Regions from separate parts of the Mus musculus genome. Here region 1 is linked to region 2. The links are chromatin loops, found by intact Hi-C in ENCODE. Cell type or tissue: left cerebral cortex. All regions are shown on one strand.

The links. Peaks named below come from ENCODE experiments on the same cell type or tissue, not always from the same donor. Only the 100,000 strongest peaks of a DNase experiment are listed, where the experiment ranks them.
Region 1: it touches region 2 in a loop (6-fold over the local background); 7 of 42 quality-filtered maps call a loop at or near these places.

Annotation. Positions count from the first base shown.
Region 1 is chr19:46,956,616-46,964,615 of GRCm38, forward strand. Nt5c2 (5'-nucleotidase, cytosolic II) reads right to left here and starts at 5,693. Exons shown (of 18, transcript NM_029810.5): 1 at 5,657-5,693. In left cerebral cortex, no CTCF peak of the experiment used is centred here; DNase peaks (open chromatin) are centred at 1,246, 3,179, 3,636, 5,255 and 1 more place; H3K4me3 peaks cover 2,494 bases; H3K27ac peaks cover 3,311 bases.
Region 2 is chr19:46,904,947-46,912,946 of GRCm38, forward strand. It overlaps Nt5c2 (5'-nucleotidase, cytosolic II), which reads right to left. Exons shown (of 18, transcript NM_029810.5): 4 at 29-146. Among named protein-coding and RNA genes, the nearest start is that of Nt5c2, 53 kb to the right of the region's middle. In left cerebral cortex, a CTCF peak has its summit at 4,158; DNase peaks (open chromatin) are centred at 107 and 4,226; H3K27ac peaks cover 6,121 bases.

The sequences.
Region 1 (8,000 bases), 52 kb after region 2:
CAGCTTCAACCTCTGGGTCCCACATGGGGGAAGGAGAACCATACCCACAAGTTGTCCTCTGTCCTATGTGTACACAAAGACATGTTCCTGTGTGGGCATGCATTTTGGTGTGTGTTTACACACAGTAAGTTAAATGTACTTTAAACAAGCAAAATAGGGCTGGAGAGATAGCTCAGCAGTTAAAAGCACTGCTCTTCCAGAGGTCCTGAGTTCAATTCCCAGCAACCACATGGTGGCTCCCAGCCATCTGTAATGGGATGCCACATCCTCTTCTGGTGTCTGAAGAAAAACTGAATTAGGTAAAGAGGAGGGGGGATGTTTATTATATGTATCTATCTTGGGTCAGGACACCCTTGTGCCACAGGATGCATATGGACATCAGAGGACAACTTGTGGGAGTTAATTCTCTCCTTCCACCATGTGGGGCACAGGGATCAAACTCAGGTTGTCAGGCTTGCAAGGATACTGCCTTTACCCGCTGAGCCATCTCTCTGGCCCAAAGAAAGAAACTTTAAATCGGGTCTAGTAGCAGAAGACTGTTCTGGGAGCCACTCTGGAGACTGAAGGCAGGAAGATTAAGCTCAAGGTTGGCCTGGGCTTCATGGCAATGTCTAGGTCAGCCTAGATAACTTTCGAAAACCCTTATCAAAGTAAAAAGTTTAGAAGTGGGGAAAAAAAGGCTGGGGACGTGTTGTTGTAGAGCGCTTGCCTACACAAGGCCCCTGGTACCACAAAACAACACTATATACTAGATATTCCATGAAACTAAAACAAGGAACTTTAAAAAACACTTATTTACCCCTAAAAGCCAGACTATCAAACAAAAACCCTACTGCTAGGTATAAGCAACTTCCTTTGAAGTTGTTGGTCACAAGTCCAAAAAAAAATAATGGAAGGAATTGCCACCACTGCCCTTGATTGCCCCCCAAAAATCGAAGGTAAGAGCCTATTGCTGAAGATAGCATATACTTCACATACATATACTTCACATACGGGACTTGGAGGAACTGGAATGGAAATGACCTAGAAGTCTCCTACCCAAGGACTAGCTCTCACAGCACCTGAAGGAGTAATGCAAGCTATCACTAAAGATGCAACAGTGACACTTACTAACTGGACTCCGGTGCACTCAACAGGAGGGAATCCATGCTAGGCACTATAATCCTAGCTGTGGAATCCGAGCTGTGGCTGGTGAAGCCATGGAACCCAGAGAACCTACAACGCTGCCACTTATAGACAGTGTAAGTTCTAGCCACATGCTCAGCACCCCTCCTTATTCCCACAGGAAAGTGCAGCTCTCACTTTTTTTTTTTTTTTTCAAGCAGAGATCACTGTAGAAAGCCACAAAAAACTGTTCAAAATGCAGAAAACAACCAACTGTGGGTGCCCAGACCCAACTGATAGGTCTACAGCACAATCTCTACACCCAAGGCTCAAGAACATTTTGGAAAAGGAGGGAATTCTAAGAGCCAAAGGACCGTGATGTCTGCTGTGAGACAGCGTCCTTTGTGTGGCAGGAAAGCTGCATCATGAACACTCAACAACAGCTGCCTAAACAAGACCTGAAAAAAACCACTACCAACTCACATGCCAACATCAGATGGGGAGAAGTCCCAAGGCCCCACCGATATGAAGTGCTATAGGAAATTAATGGTTGGTAATAAAGTCAGAATCAGCCTTCTCTAGAGATGAGCTCCCAGACAGGTTATTCAATTCCAAGTCGTCAGCTGTAAACACACATAGATATGAGTAACAGTAGATGATCTCACCAGGTTATAGTTATAGATGTGTATGTACATATGCTACAGTAACAAGAGACTATGTATGTGAGGATGAGATGTGTGCATGGGAAGAGTTGAGGGGTAAAGGAAGAAGGTTTTACAGTACTCACATATGAAATGTTTCAACAAAAAAGAAACAGATTAAATAAATTATTACACACTTTTTAAAAAAGTACATTCCACTAGTCATATGAATGAAAGCACGCTAACATTTAAAATGTCTGTGTGTTTGAGACAGGGTGTCATGACTCTGAGGCTGGCCTAGAATTCCATTTGTAACCAGCAACCTTAAGCCCCTGATTGTCCTGCTTTCACCACAGCTGGTATCGCTTTTTTTAAGAAAAGCTATTAAGTTTCAGGTGCCAGGTTTTCCAAGTTGATCCTGTCACACAGGGCTCTTTCATTTGGCATTTCTCATAATGGCTCCCAGCCAACAGAGACACGCAAATGGTAGAATAAACAGTTCAACAGTCTCCACATCAACTTCATCTTTTTGATTCTGTAGTCAGCATTAAAAGGGGGAGGATTTTTGCTTTCCTGATACTAGGGGGGTTTCTGTTACTGCTATTGGATTTTTGTTGTTTTATTGCTAGTTATTTTCCACAAACTTTTGCAACCAATCTCTAGAGAATGCAATCAAATTTCAATCAATAAAGTTATATAAAACAAGACGTGTTGGCCCTCACCTATAATCCCAGCCCTAAGAGGCTGAAGCAAGAGAACTGCAAGCTGGAGGCCAGCCTGAACTACTGAGTTCCAAGCCAGTTTAAGATTTAGTGAGACTCCCCATCCTTAGCCCCTTACGACTTGGTATGGCTGAAGAGATAGCTCAGAGATTAAGCACATTGGTTGCTCTTCAGGAGACCGGAGTTCAAGTCCCAGCTCTCACATGGTGGCTCACAACCATCTGTAGCTCCAGTTCCAGGAAATACAATGCCCTCTTTGGATCCTGATAGACACCAGGCACACAAATGGTGTACATACATGCAGGCAAAACACTCAACACATAAAATATGAATGAATATAACATAAAAAATATGTAATGGTCCAATGACAAAATTTTAGTACTCCATGATAATTTGTTATCAACTTCATGTAAGGAAATTAACATCCTCAGGTTTGAACCTAAAAAAAAAAAAACACCTCCCCTCCCACATATTATTTTTAAAGGGGTGGTAGGGGTTCCTTTTATTCATTTTGCTCTAGCTCCAAAGAATCCAAGTCACATTATGTTGTAAAGAGCTTACCAGAACATCTGTTACTAGCTTCGTCTGGTACTACTGCCCTTAAACTGTCCGTAAGCTGTCTCCTGGCTGGAAGTACAGCTTTCACTACTCACTTGTCACTTAGCATATGCCTTGTGATAGTCAGCATCTCATGTTAGTAGATGCTGTCACAAAAGCTAAAAACATCACATCAACAAACACTTCCTGAAAGCATGTGTGCCCGCACTGCCTGCTATCCTGCATAAAGGCCTGGTATAAAGCATCCAAAAATGAAAATAAGATCAAGTCCAGTAGCAGTGTGTACTCAGCAATCATCACTAAGTAAAAACCTACATTTGAGGTCACCCGTAGTGGCTCACTTTGCAATCCAAGCTATGCAGGTCTCTGGGACCAGCCCAGAGCACAAAATGTCTGAGACCTTATCGCAAAAAAGCTAGAAAACAAAAAAGTAAAACATAAGTAAATCTCTTGGTAAGATGTCAGCAGGTTGGTTTTTGTTTTGCTTTTTGGAAAGAGTGAAGCAGTAAAGCACCCCCGCCCACCCCCTTTTTCTCAAGCCCAGGCAAGCATGGTGGCACATGCCTACAATCCCAGCGCTTTGGAGAGCTGAGGTAGGACGATCCCAAATTAGAGCCCCGCCTAAGCTACACGGCCAATTCAAGGTGCGCGGGTGGGTGCTAGGCCCTTGGAAGAGGAACCCAAAATGAGCAGCTTAAAAAGGCTCTTCCTCAAAATAAAAAAGGCCTGAACGTAGTTCAATAGTAGACTGCTTTGCCTAGCCTAAGCTTAGTCCCTAGTTCAGTCCCCAGTAGAGAGATCCTGTACACTTTTTAAAAACTATTTTTTGTTTTTGTTTTGTTTGTTGTTTTGTTTTGAGACAGAGTCTCTAGTAGTTCTGGCTGTCCTGAACTTGCTACCTAGACCAGGCTTGTCACCTGACCCTGCGTCTCCAGTGAACCACCACACCAAACTGAGAACCTACAGTTTATAGACACAGGCCAAGAAATGTGTGCACAGTACTCAGAAAACTGAAGAATTTTTAGGATAACCTGGGATGCATAGTGAAACGCAGTAACATAAACATCAACTTTTTCTAAATACCATGTTTGAGACACCAATTTCCTCATACAGCTGAGTCCCCCATAACCTGGCTCTCTTCAGGAAGACGTATGTCATCTAGTAAGGCCAGCAGGCACTCTGAGTACTCATATTTACCAAACGCTTCTGATGACTGTACTGTTTCATACGACAGAACCTTGAAGGGCATCTTATTTTACAGATTAATGCTGGCTGAGAATAATGCAACAACCAATAGTACTGAATTTGGCTTTTTGTTCATTTTTTTGGTAAGAGTGAAGCTTAAACCAGTTTTTCAAGCTCAGGCATGGTGGAACAAGCCTATTAATATCTGTTAGGGACCTGGAAGAGAAAGATCCCAAGTTCGAGGCCACTAGGGTACAGAGCCTGTTCGAGGCCTACAAACAGGTTCATATTGTAATGGAAATGCTCTTCGGAAGCAAGCCGGGAAGCATCAATCCTTGTATCAACAGCCCAGCATAACCACCTTGCCACTACGAGCACCCGCAACGATTTTATTGCAATTTTTAACCAGCTGGTTTGTTAAACTGAACCTCTAAGCCCTGATGTCTTCTCTTACATTCTTAGCCATTGATGGAAAATGCTAAGGTGACTATGTGAAAGACCTGAAGTCTTTCTGTACTCACTACGTCTACGATAAATGGCACCGTTTTAACATCCTCCCCCTACACATGACGGCCAAAGGAATTTGCATCCCTTAAGAAAAATTATAGGTCTACGGTCATTATGAAACAATGTGCGGGGGGGGGGGGGGCGCAGAGAAGTGGTGGGGAACACGCAACCGTGTTGAGTGACTAGTCATTTCAGAGTGCTCTATTAGAGCACAGCCCTCGACTACCGAGGCTGTGAAACAAATCCGACACAAACCTTCATCTAATGCTTTTAAAGGCTGCGGCCAGGCAAAGCCAACCGCTCAAAACGCTGTTCTTGTAACAGGCCCCACTTCTGCATCTCGCCCTGCAGGGCTTCGGGGGCCCCAGAAAAAAAAAGGCGAGGGACAAACCGCCTCCAAACGTCTTTAGGCGAGACTTGCAATTGATGTGAGCTTTCCAGGAAGTACTGCGCACCACAAAACTGGCTCGTGGGCCATTCCGCGGGCAGATCCAAACCCTGCCAGGCTCGCAGCCCATGAGGGGAGCCCCGCACCCGCCTCACGAGAACTGAGGCCAGGCTGCCAGCCCAGAGAGACCAGGGGAACCGAGAGCGGCGCCTGCCCGCCCACTCCGCGAGAAAGGCGGGGTCCCAGCTAGCGGACGCTGGGAAACAATGGCGCGAGCATGACGTGGGCCGGGGGCGTCGCCGCCGCGCGGGGAAGGGGCTGCGGCGGGCCGGGGGCGCCCGGGCCGGGGGCGTGCGCCACGCCGGGGCGCTGAGGCCGCGGGCGCGCGGGCAGATCTGGGCCGGGGTAGGGAGCCCTGAGGAAAGGGACGCCGGGCGGACGGCGGGGGCCGCTGGGTCGCGCGCTGGGCCGCGCATCCTCCCCAGCCTGCTCGCTCGCCGCCCGCCCGCTCCAAGCCCCCTCCCGCCCGCCGCGGGTGCCGCCGCACTCACCGGCCGCACCGCACGGCAGCAATCCTAGCGCGCAACTGCCGCAGCCGCCTCGGCGCGCGCCCTCCCCGCCCCCGCCGCCCCGGCACCGCCCCCAGCTCGCGCCCGGCCAGGGACCGGCGCTCTGTTCCTTACCCGGGCTCCGCCGCAGAAGCCGGCCGCGGCGATGCTCCCTGGCGGGCGGTCCTGTCTCAGGGCCCCTCACAGGGCTCGGGGAACTTCCCACCACAGAACTCCCAGAGCTGCTAAACTCCGAGGGTGATGCACGTTAACAACCTATCCATTTCCTAGGAATAACCACCTCTTGGCTTTTTGCCTGCTCCCCTCAGCACACTCCTGGCTGCCCCGCCCCTACCTTAGGTGACCACGCCTACTCTGCGAGAGGCTTTCCCTAAGGTGGGAAGAGTGTGTCCCTTACTCCTAGCAGCTTACTCCTAGACAAACGAACCAGAGGGTCTCCCTGGAAGACCTTGAACTCAACTCCATGATAATCATAGGGACCAGCTTTGGGGTTTATCAGAATGAGTTCAAATCCTAGTTTCACTACTTACCCAGGGAACCAACCAAGGAACCTGACTACACACAGTTGATTTATCCGAGATATTATTGATAGAATGAAACAATACAGACTCCAGGCTTAGTTCTGGATCCTAGCAAACAATAAATAGTAGTTGAATACACTGACACCCGTTACCGTACTTCACTACAAGACAGCCCACCCACTATGTCCAGAACACTGCATTCCTTAGTCTGGGCAGCTCTGGAATTCATCGCAAAGACCAAATTCTAGTCCTGGGAGCCTCGGAAAAGCAACTGATCTACTGGTTCTTCGACCTTGGACTTTGCCCAAGATCTTCCCGAGTTGGGGATATTTGATCCCTCCCATTGTTTTTCCTCTGTCCTAATTCTGAGGATCTTTGTCTTTCTCTCAGGCATTTGGCTGATTTGATTTTGATTTCCTTTAGATGGTATCATCCAAGACTAAGCCAAGTTTTGTAGTACCATCATAATCAAGGAGGACTATGGCTTCCACTTTGTAACAGCGCCTTGCATTTGTGCAGTAAAGTTCTCAGTGAACACTAAGTATGGTAGCTTGCCGGGAGTCCTAGCTTCTGGAGATGCTAGGACTAAGGCAAGAGGATTACGTGAGCCCAGAATTTGAAGTTAACCTGAGCAACATAATGAAAGAAAGAAAAAAGGGAGAGGAAGCAATGGTGAGGGGGGGGGGGGGAACAAGGAAGAAAGAGGAGGAAGGAGAAGAAAATGAAAAAGAGAAGAAAGTTCTTGGCAGACATACTACTGACTCATTACACTTGCAGTCAACCTGAACCACAGGGTGTTTTTGAAAACAGGAGGGCTCTGCTAACAGCTTCTACTTACCCTCCTGTGCCTTTCACCCTGCCTAGGTCAGCTGAGGATAAGCCCCTATTAGGCTTTTCACCTATTAGGCTTTTCAACATGGGAAAAATGGCATGTAAGCCAGTTTGCAGTTAGCTTAATACCACCTTTAAGCCAAGTATGTTTCTAGAAAGCCTGGTTTTGTAGGTAGGCCTGGAGTGGTTAAAGCTTACCTTGAATTCCTCTCAGGAGGCAGAGGCAGGTGGATCTCTGAATTCAGGGCCAGCCTGATCTACAGAGCAAGTTCTGGGCCAGCCAGGGCTACCAAATAAGACCCTGTCTCAAAATAAGTAAATAAATGCCCAGTTCTGTGACTAAAGACTGGTACGGGGCCGGGCGTGGTGGCGCACGCCTTTAATCCCAGCACTTGGGAAGCAGAGGCAGGCGGATTTCTGAGTTCCAGGCCAGCCTGGTCTACAGAGTGAATGCCAGAACAGCCAGGGCTACACAGAGAAACCCTGTCTGGGGGGGGGGGGCGGGGGACTGGTAGGGGGCTGTGTACATTTGACAGGAAAAAAGGAGAGTGCACACAGAGACTACAGAGAAGTAACAACAGGGTATGTTAATAATGGGTTTGCTTTCAGTGACAAGAGTTAGGTATCTTTTTATTCTTATTTTTCCTTTTCCTGTTTGAGTCTCTGTAGAACAGGTTAGCTTCAAACTCATGAGAATCCTCCTGTCTCAACTACAATTATAAGCATGAGCCACCACGTCTGGCTTTTCTTTATACTTCTTCACAAATTTTCCTACATTGTGTTACTTTTATAATTGAGAAATCTGAGAGGCCGAGGCACCGGGTCTGAGTTCCACTCTCTGGCATCCACACGAAGCCAGCATGGCTCTATGCAGCCTATCATCCCAAGACCAAGAGGTGAGAACAGGACCCCTGGGCTCCTGCCAGCCAGGCTAGCCAATCAGTTAGCCCCGTTCAGCGAGAGACCCCTATCTC
Region 2 (8,000 bases):
TTAATCCAAAAATATCTTGAAATGTTACCTGGTAGGGAATGTAGAATCATATGCAAAGCTGAGCAGCTCCTGAGGATAGCCAATGGAAACTAATCTCTCCACAGTAAGCTCAAAGCCAAGGGATTCATATTCTGGAGACTTGTACACTGCACAAAGAGGAGGCTCATTAGTCAGCAGGAAGAACAGCCCAGGAGAAGTGAGGCCAAATGAATGAGTCTCTCCTTTTCCCCAATCCCTCCTTTCTTCTTTTCCCTCAAACTTTGTATTCTGTATTATACAGCCCGTACTAAGGAAATTCAGTCATTGGCAGAAACAGGTCCTATCTGAACAGTTTTTAGCCTGTTGTCAACACTTTTCCTATATCTACTCTTTGACTTGCACAATTTAGTGTCGGGGGCAGAGGGACAATCTAACTCTATATATATAGCTATGATATTAACAGTGAGACTGAATAAGGAGCAAACTTGGTAAGAGAGGTGTATCTGTTGGAGGCTTTACTGTAACTGAAACAGCAATATTCAGAACAAGCTTGTCCCTCTTGTCTTTATACTTTAATTTTAGCTTTTTCTGGTAGATGCTCTGTGGTCTTCTAATCAGCTATCTGGTCTGTCTGTCAATGTTCTGCCTTGCAAATGCATCTTCTTATCAGCCCAAACAGCTGTTAGGCCTAACACTGTTACAACCTGCAAAATCATTCCTGATGAGTACCACTGCAAACAAACCATAAGAAAACACATCTAAGACAATGAGCAAAATCTATTTTGCAAACCAGAAATTAGGTATTAAAATCTGGCTCACCAGACATGGCCTTCACTATGGTCACATGCAAATGTGTGTGTAAAACTACGTATTTCTCCTAATCTGCTTCATAAACATACTGTTCACTAAAAGCTAAATGGCACAGGTTTCAGCTGTGCAGTTTCTCTTTACTATGTCTAAAATTTGACACAATGAAAGAGTTTAAGTGTTATCACTGCAGCTCAACAATAAAATGTCACTCCTTCAAATACACTTCTTCCAATTGGTACATTTAAAACCTTTCTTGTTTCCAGGAGCAGGAAAGTCAGTCACATTACAAAAATCAATAAAATTTCAGAAACCTGTTATTCCTAAACTCCAGCCTAGACAAAGATATCTGCTCCGTTCTCAGTCTCAACCCTGTTAGGTCATTACAGTTCTCCCATCTACTATTAACATCTTTAGCCCACAGTCGAACTGGACTTTGCCATCTGTCTGCCTATTTAAACTGGTACTGTTAGGTCTCAAATCCAGGACAAACTGCTAACTGTTGTGCTTAACATATCAAATCGACTCTGGGTGCCAGTCTCCCAGAGTCTCTACCTGTTAAGAGTCCTCCTGGCTGGCACACCCTGCCCCTGACCCCGACCTCACCAAGAACCCCTTCCTCCAGCTGCTGGTCTTCCCTAACATTAACTCTGGATATGTTCTTTTCTTTTTTGGTTTTTCAAGACAAGTTTTCTCTGTGTAGCCCTGGCTGTTCTGGAACTCACTCTGAAGACAAGACTGGCCTCAAACTCAAGGACAGCCGCCTGCCTATCCCTCCTGAGTACTGGGATTAAAGAAGTATGTCACCATTCTCAGCTACTCTGGATATTTTCAAAAGCAGCTAGACTTCTCCCCCCCCCCCCCATAACTTCTACTTTAGCCTCTCTACTTATACTATGATCCCTCAAAACAAAAAAATAAACCCTGAAGCCTTCAACACAGAATTCCAAGTCTGTCTGACGTGCCTGTGGCAAAGGTAAAGGTAGCACTGTGTGTTCACGTGTATCAGCAGAGTAAGAGCTGGTGACCAGTAAAGCATGGTACCCTGGTACAAAACTGATCTACACTGAAAAACAAAACCAAAAACTAGCATCCTTCATCTACCTTCCCCAGCCATGATGTCATGCCAATTGTAAAGCCACTATTGACAAAATTTCTAAAAACCCAAATTAACTTCCCCATAATAATCAAAAGTCCTATTTAATTCAAAAGTATACAAGAAAAAAATCCAGTACAGCTAACTTTTTTCTAAGATCTAGCTCATGTAAAATACTTGTCAATTGTTAATATTTCAAAAAGGATAATTTGCTGAATATGCCTTCAAAACAAAGATTAAAAACTAAACGTGGGGCTGGAAAGATGGCTCAGAGGTTAAGAGCACTGGCTGTTCTTCCTGATATCCTGAGTTCAAATCCCAGCAACCACATAGTGGCTCACAACCACCTGTAATGGGATCTGGTTCCCTCTTCTGGTGTGCAAACACGCATGCAGGGAGAACAATGTATACATAATAAATAATCAAATCTTTAAAAAGAAACAAACAAATTAGACCTATTCCCCCACCACTCTTAAACTTATGCCTAAATTGACAATTTTCTGTGGTTAATGAGTTATGATGAATTGGTCATTGAAAACTATGTCCATGAGATAATCTTAACTGAAGGTCTAATTAATTTAGCATTATTTTTCTTAATAAAGCTTTTAAATTATAATATAATAACATAAATTCTCCCTTTCTTGTCCTCCTCCAACCCTCTTGTGTTTTTTCCTACTTCCTCTAAAATTAATGGCCTCTTATTATTGTTGTTGCATATATACACACCAATGAATATATATGTATAAATATATAAATGTGACTGAGTCCAGTCAGTGTGGCTTGTATGAATATGATTTCAAGGCTGACTACTTTGTATTAAATAATCAATTAGGGGGCTATCCCGGGGAGAGGGTAATTCTCTAGCAGTAGTCATTAGTTGCCTGTAGGTCTCTAACTAATGTGGAATCTGTGAGATCTCTCACTTGTACATTAGCATGTCTAGTGATACAGTTACTGTTCACGTCATCCTCAGGCAGCTATGTTACTGAGGTGTTGTGGGTGTAGCTTCCTGGCATACCTAGGAAACAATCTCACCAGTGAAAAAATATACAAAAATAATTCTAAATCCTAAAGAAACAATGGTAAAACCAAAATACCACACCTACACTGTGTTCAGAGGGCAAAACTTCTCAAATATTTAATTATGGTGACTTTCTATAAATTCACCTTGGAAACACTAAGTCTCCTTTCTCTAAGGCAGTTCATGGTACTTCCCAGAAACGTAACGAGTCCTCTGCACTCGCTGGCCTGAGCTGGGGTCTGTAACTGTTGCTATGAACGTCCAGTTATTCAGGCCATCAAAGCTCAAGCTTGAATGCTGAAGCACACTGTACTCTTCTGATTTCTTCCAACTGGACCAGAATAGACTGCCCTGGTCTTGGGTGGGAATGGATTTATCACAGAGAGTCCAAGTACTTCTTTAACAACCCTATCTATTTCACCAAGCTCTATATTAATCAGCAAGATGGACAAGCTATTGACATCTCCTCGTAAGCCTCTCGGATAATCATTTCAGCGGTGCACACTCCCAGGTCACTAAATCATCTGTAGACCTACATCTAATACAGCCGCAGCTGAAGGAGCAGAACTGTCTTTCACAAAACAGGACTTTAGATGTTTCTTCCAAATGCCCCTGGGAAAAAAACAACACTTATTCTGACCCAGTTGCAAAATGTCATGAAGCTTATGCAGTGCTACCTTCTCCACGGATAAAGGTAAAAGAAGTACTCAGGGCAGAGGCAGGCACCCCTCCTTGTTCAAGGACAGCCCTACACAATGAGCTTCGGGCCACACAGGGCTGCTTAATGGCATCCTGTCTCAAAAAAAAAAAAAAAAGTTAAAAAATTAAAAAAAAAAAAAAAAAACAACATCTTTTTATTCCCCCATCAAGTGGGCCCTTTACCCTGGCTACAGACCCCTGCAGGACCAGCCTCTATCTCCTCAGGCTGCAGAGCTCTATGTCTTGCCACAGCTGCAAAAAACTCTAACTTCAGTTCTTCTCACAAAACTGGAAAGCGAATAATCCAAAGCTTCAAGCATTGCTCTCACAACTAACTTCCCAGGGTTCCAACCCTGGACAATGGTTTCTGAGTGCAGCAATCTCACATCAACTGCTTACTTATTCTCGGAGGAAATTCTGAGCCTAGCCCAATTTACCCAAAATCCAAAGACAAAGAAAGAAATTGTTTTAAGGGCCAAAGTCCAAAAGAAATAGGAAAAAAATAAAACAAAACAAAACACCACCCTGCTTTAGCCCCTAGGACAGCACACAGTGTTCTCAGGTTACGTAACAAGACTATAAAGAGAACAGCCAAAGCTTTGAAAGTTGAAGCTACAGAGCGCATTTAAAGATATTCTTTACTCAATAATCTGCAAGGAAAAACAGCTCTTCAAAAATAACTGCATGCTGTGGGGATGGAGCTGTGGGCTCTGCTCTGTGTGGAAGCTGCTCACCCAACCAAAGCAGAGCTGACATTAGCAGAGGGCGCTCCTTTGACTAAGGAAAGTTTCTGCCAGAAGCTTGGAGCGCTTATGCATCTTTACCATTGTCACCAAGACACACTGTGTGAGGAGGAGCTTACAGATTTTAGAAAAATAAAGGGCAAACCTCTACAGAGGTTGCAGCCTAGCAGAGCACTGCTGCCCAAAACGAGAACTCACATGAGGCAGATGCAGGTAGTGTGTGCCACTCCAGTCTTGAAGGAGTTACACTGGCTTTCCTGTTAAAACAAAAAACAAAAAAAACAAAGCAACAAAACAAAACAAAAACAAAAGCTGGTTTTAAACTGTTGTGATGAACTGGAAGGGAGAGACAACATTTGGAGATAGGTTTACAGGAGTTAACACTGCCCTCCAGTCTAGGAGCCTCCAACCATCACTGACACTAGTTCTAGCTGACTATAACAAAATATGAGCATTGAAAATAAGCCCAAGTATTGTGTATTATTTTCTTCTTCTGGCAATCTGGGTTAGGAATAAAAGCCAAGTCTGATAGTCTGATAATAAAATTTTAGGCCAAAAGAGTAAGAGAAGACTAAATTAGTCAGCTCCAGTGGCTTCCAGGGTCCTGCTGAGGACACTGGCTAGTAAATGGTGCTTACACTGTTACAGCTCAGAAGCCTGATTTAAGAAGAAAACAGAATACAAAGCAGCCCCATCTTGCTTTCAAGTATCTACTTATGCTGAACTTCCCTCTACCAGTCTACTATCCCTCAACACCTAGCTGTCATCCTTACATGTACCATATCAACTGTATGCTGCTATAAGCCTAATGAAATGTCTACATCTGTAATGAAAGGAAAGTTTAAAACTTTTCACTTTGTCAGTGGACATTTTTTTCTCAGTAAGAAGAATTAGAATACTAGATTTCATAGTTAAAACAAATATCCCAAAATAATTGAGTTGAATATACATGTGTATTCTTTAAACATATGGATAGTTTTAAGATATACATTATGTCTCACTTTATAGGTGAGGCTCCTTTAAGTCCTAGGTTGTGGCTTTCTGTTTGTTTTTATGTAAAAGGAAGATGGTAATCATAGGAATAGCAGAAATGGTTGGCTGCAGTATATAAAAAAGAAACCATCACTACCAGACAATATGAACAGCAGTGACAACAGTCCACCCACCCAAGAGGTCATTAGCCTTTAGGCTGTATATGAAATCAATATCAATGTTCTTTATATTTAATTATTAGGCTATGTGGTATTAGTCCTCTGTAATTATAACTTGAAAACACATTAATAAGCATTTTTGAAAGAGAAAATACTAATAAAACCTTCTTAGTTCCACATCAACTGTTACCAGGACTTTTTCTACTATAAATAACAGCCCAAAAAGTGTGATCCAGCAACTCACACAGGCAACTTTTCTCTAACCCAAGGGATTACAAATGATCGAAAAGTTTGGAAATCATGGGACACATTTAGTAATATTTTTAAACCCTCCAAGTTACTAAGTACCTAAGTAAAGTAAATGAGAGAGCCTTAAAATACTGCCAATGTTTCCATTCTTGAAAAACAAAATTCAATGGTAACTAAGAAACGTATTTGTTTAACAGTACCAAGGCAGAGCAGGAAAAGTGACCCAGGAGCTAAGAGCCTCCTGTTCATCCAGACAGCGCTAGCTGCGGTGAGGCCCCAGCACCTGTGTTACCTGACACTCTAGCTCCAGCTCCTCCACCTCCTACCTCTCTCCACTGTTACCCACAGACGAGGGGCTTACATTCGCTCAGGTACATGTGTACATGGTTTTTTGAAAAGTAGTAAGGCAGATATGATGCCATACGAATGTCTTCTAGCACTTAAGAAGCCAAAGCAGAACTGTCTTGAGTTCAAAGCCAGCCAAGTCTACACAGCCAAGTCTAGTACAGGCCAGGTAGATACATAATAAAACTCTAATAAACACATAGGCAAGCAAACAAATACAAATGGGAGTTTAAAAGAATGTTTAATATATAAACAACTCAAGAAATTAAACACCAACAACCCAAATAATCCAATTTAAAAGGGGGGTACAGAGCTAAACAGAATTCTCAACAGAGAAATCTTAATGGCCGAGAAGCACTTAAAGAAATGTTCAACCTATCAAGTCATCAGGGAAATGCAAATCAAAATGATTCCATCTTATACCTACCTGTCAGAATGGCTAAAATAAAAACTCAAGTGACAGCACAGGCTGGCGAGTATGTGGAAAAAGAGAAGCATTCCTCCATTGTCAGTGGGAGTGCAAACTTGTACAACCACTATGGAAATCAATTTGGCAGTTTCTCAGAAAACTGGGAATAGTTCTACCTCAGACCCAGCTATATAGCTCTCCACCATCCCACAAAGACGCTTGCTCAACTCTGCTCATATCAGCTTTATCTGTAATAGCCAGAAACTGGAAACAACTCAGATAACTCTCAACCGAAGAATGGATTTAAAAAAAAAAAAAAAAGAAGTGTTACATTTGCATAAAGGAATGCCACCAAGCTATTAAAATAAAAGCAAGGACATCATGAAATTTGCAGGCAAATGGATGGAACTAGAAAATATCCTGAGTGAGGTAACCCAGACCCAGAAAGACGTGTATGGCATGTACTCACTTGTAAGTGGTATTGGCCATAAAGTACAGAATAACCATGATACAATCCCAAAGAAACTAGGTAATAAGGAGGTCCCAAGGGAGGGTGTATGAATCCCACTCAAAGGGCAAATAAAATAGACATCAGAAGTGAATGGAGAGAGGGAACTGGGTGGGAGAGGGAGAGAGGGAGCGGGGAAGGGGATGAGGCAGGGATCGGGTGTGAAGAGAGCAGAGGACGGGGGATGAGAGAGCTGAAAATGAGAAGAGAAATTGGTAGGGGGGACATTTCTGGGACAAGCAAGAGACCTGGGAAGGGGGAGCTCCTGGGAGGATATGAAGCCTGATTTGACTAACATCTGTAGCTTCCAGTGGAGGGGGGGGGGGGGCACCAACCTACCCATAAAACCTTTGATCCAAAATCTGCCCTGCCTACAAGATGTGTAGGCATAAAGGTGGAGCAGAAATTGAGAAAATGGCCAACCAATGACCAACCCAACTTGAGACCCACCCAATGGGAGAGCGCCAACCCCTGACACTATTAATGCTACTCTGCTATGCTTGCAGACAGAAGCCTAGCACAACTGCCAACTGAGAGGCTTCAGCTAGCAGCTGATGGAAACAGATGCAGAGACCCAGAGCCAAACATTAGGTAGAGCTCAGGGACTCTTATGGGAAGAGTTGGTTGGTGGCTGAGGAAGCTGGAGGGGTCAAGGGCACCACAAGACCTAAAGAGCCAAATAACCTGGGCCCATGGGGGTTCATATAGACTGAAACACCAACCAAAGAGCAGTCATGGACTGGACCTAAGCCCCTATACAAATGCAGCATATGTGCAGCTCAGTCTCAATCGGAGCAGGGACTGTCTCTGGCTCGACTCTGTTGTCTGTCTTTGAATCCCTTTGCTGAGCTGGGGTGCCTTGTCTGGCCTCAGTGGAAGAAGATGCTATCATTCCTGATGAGACTTGATGTGCCAGGGCAGGTTGGTACCTGGGGTGGGAGGCCTCCTCTGAGAAGGGGAGAGGGAGAGGGAAGAGGACAGGGATGAGAGGAG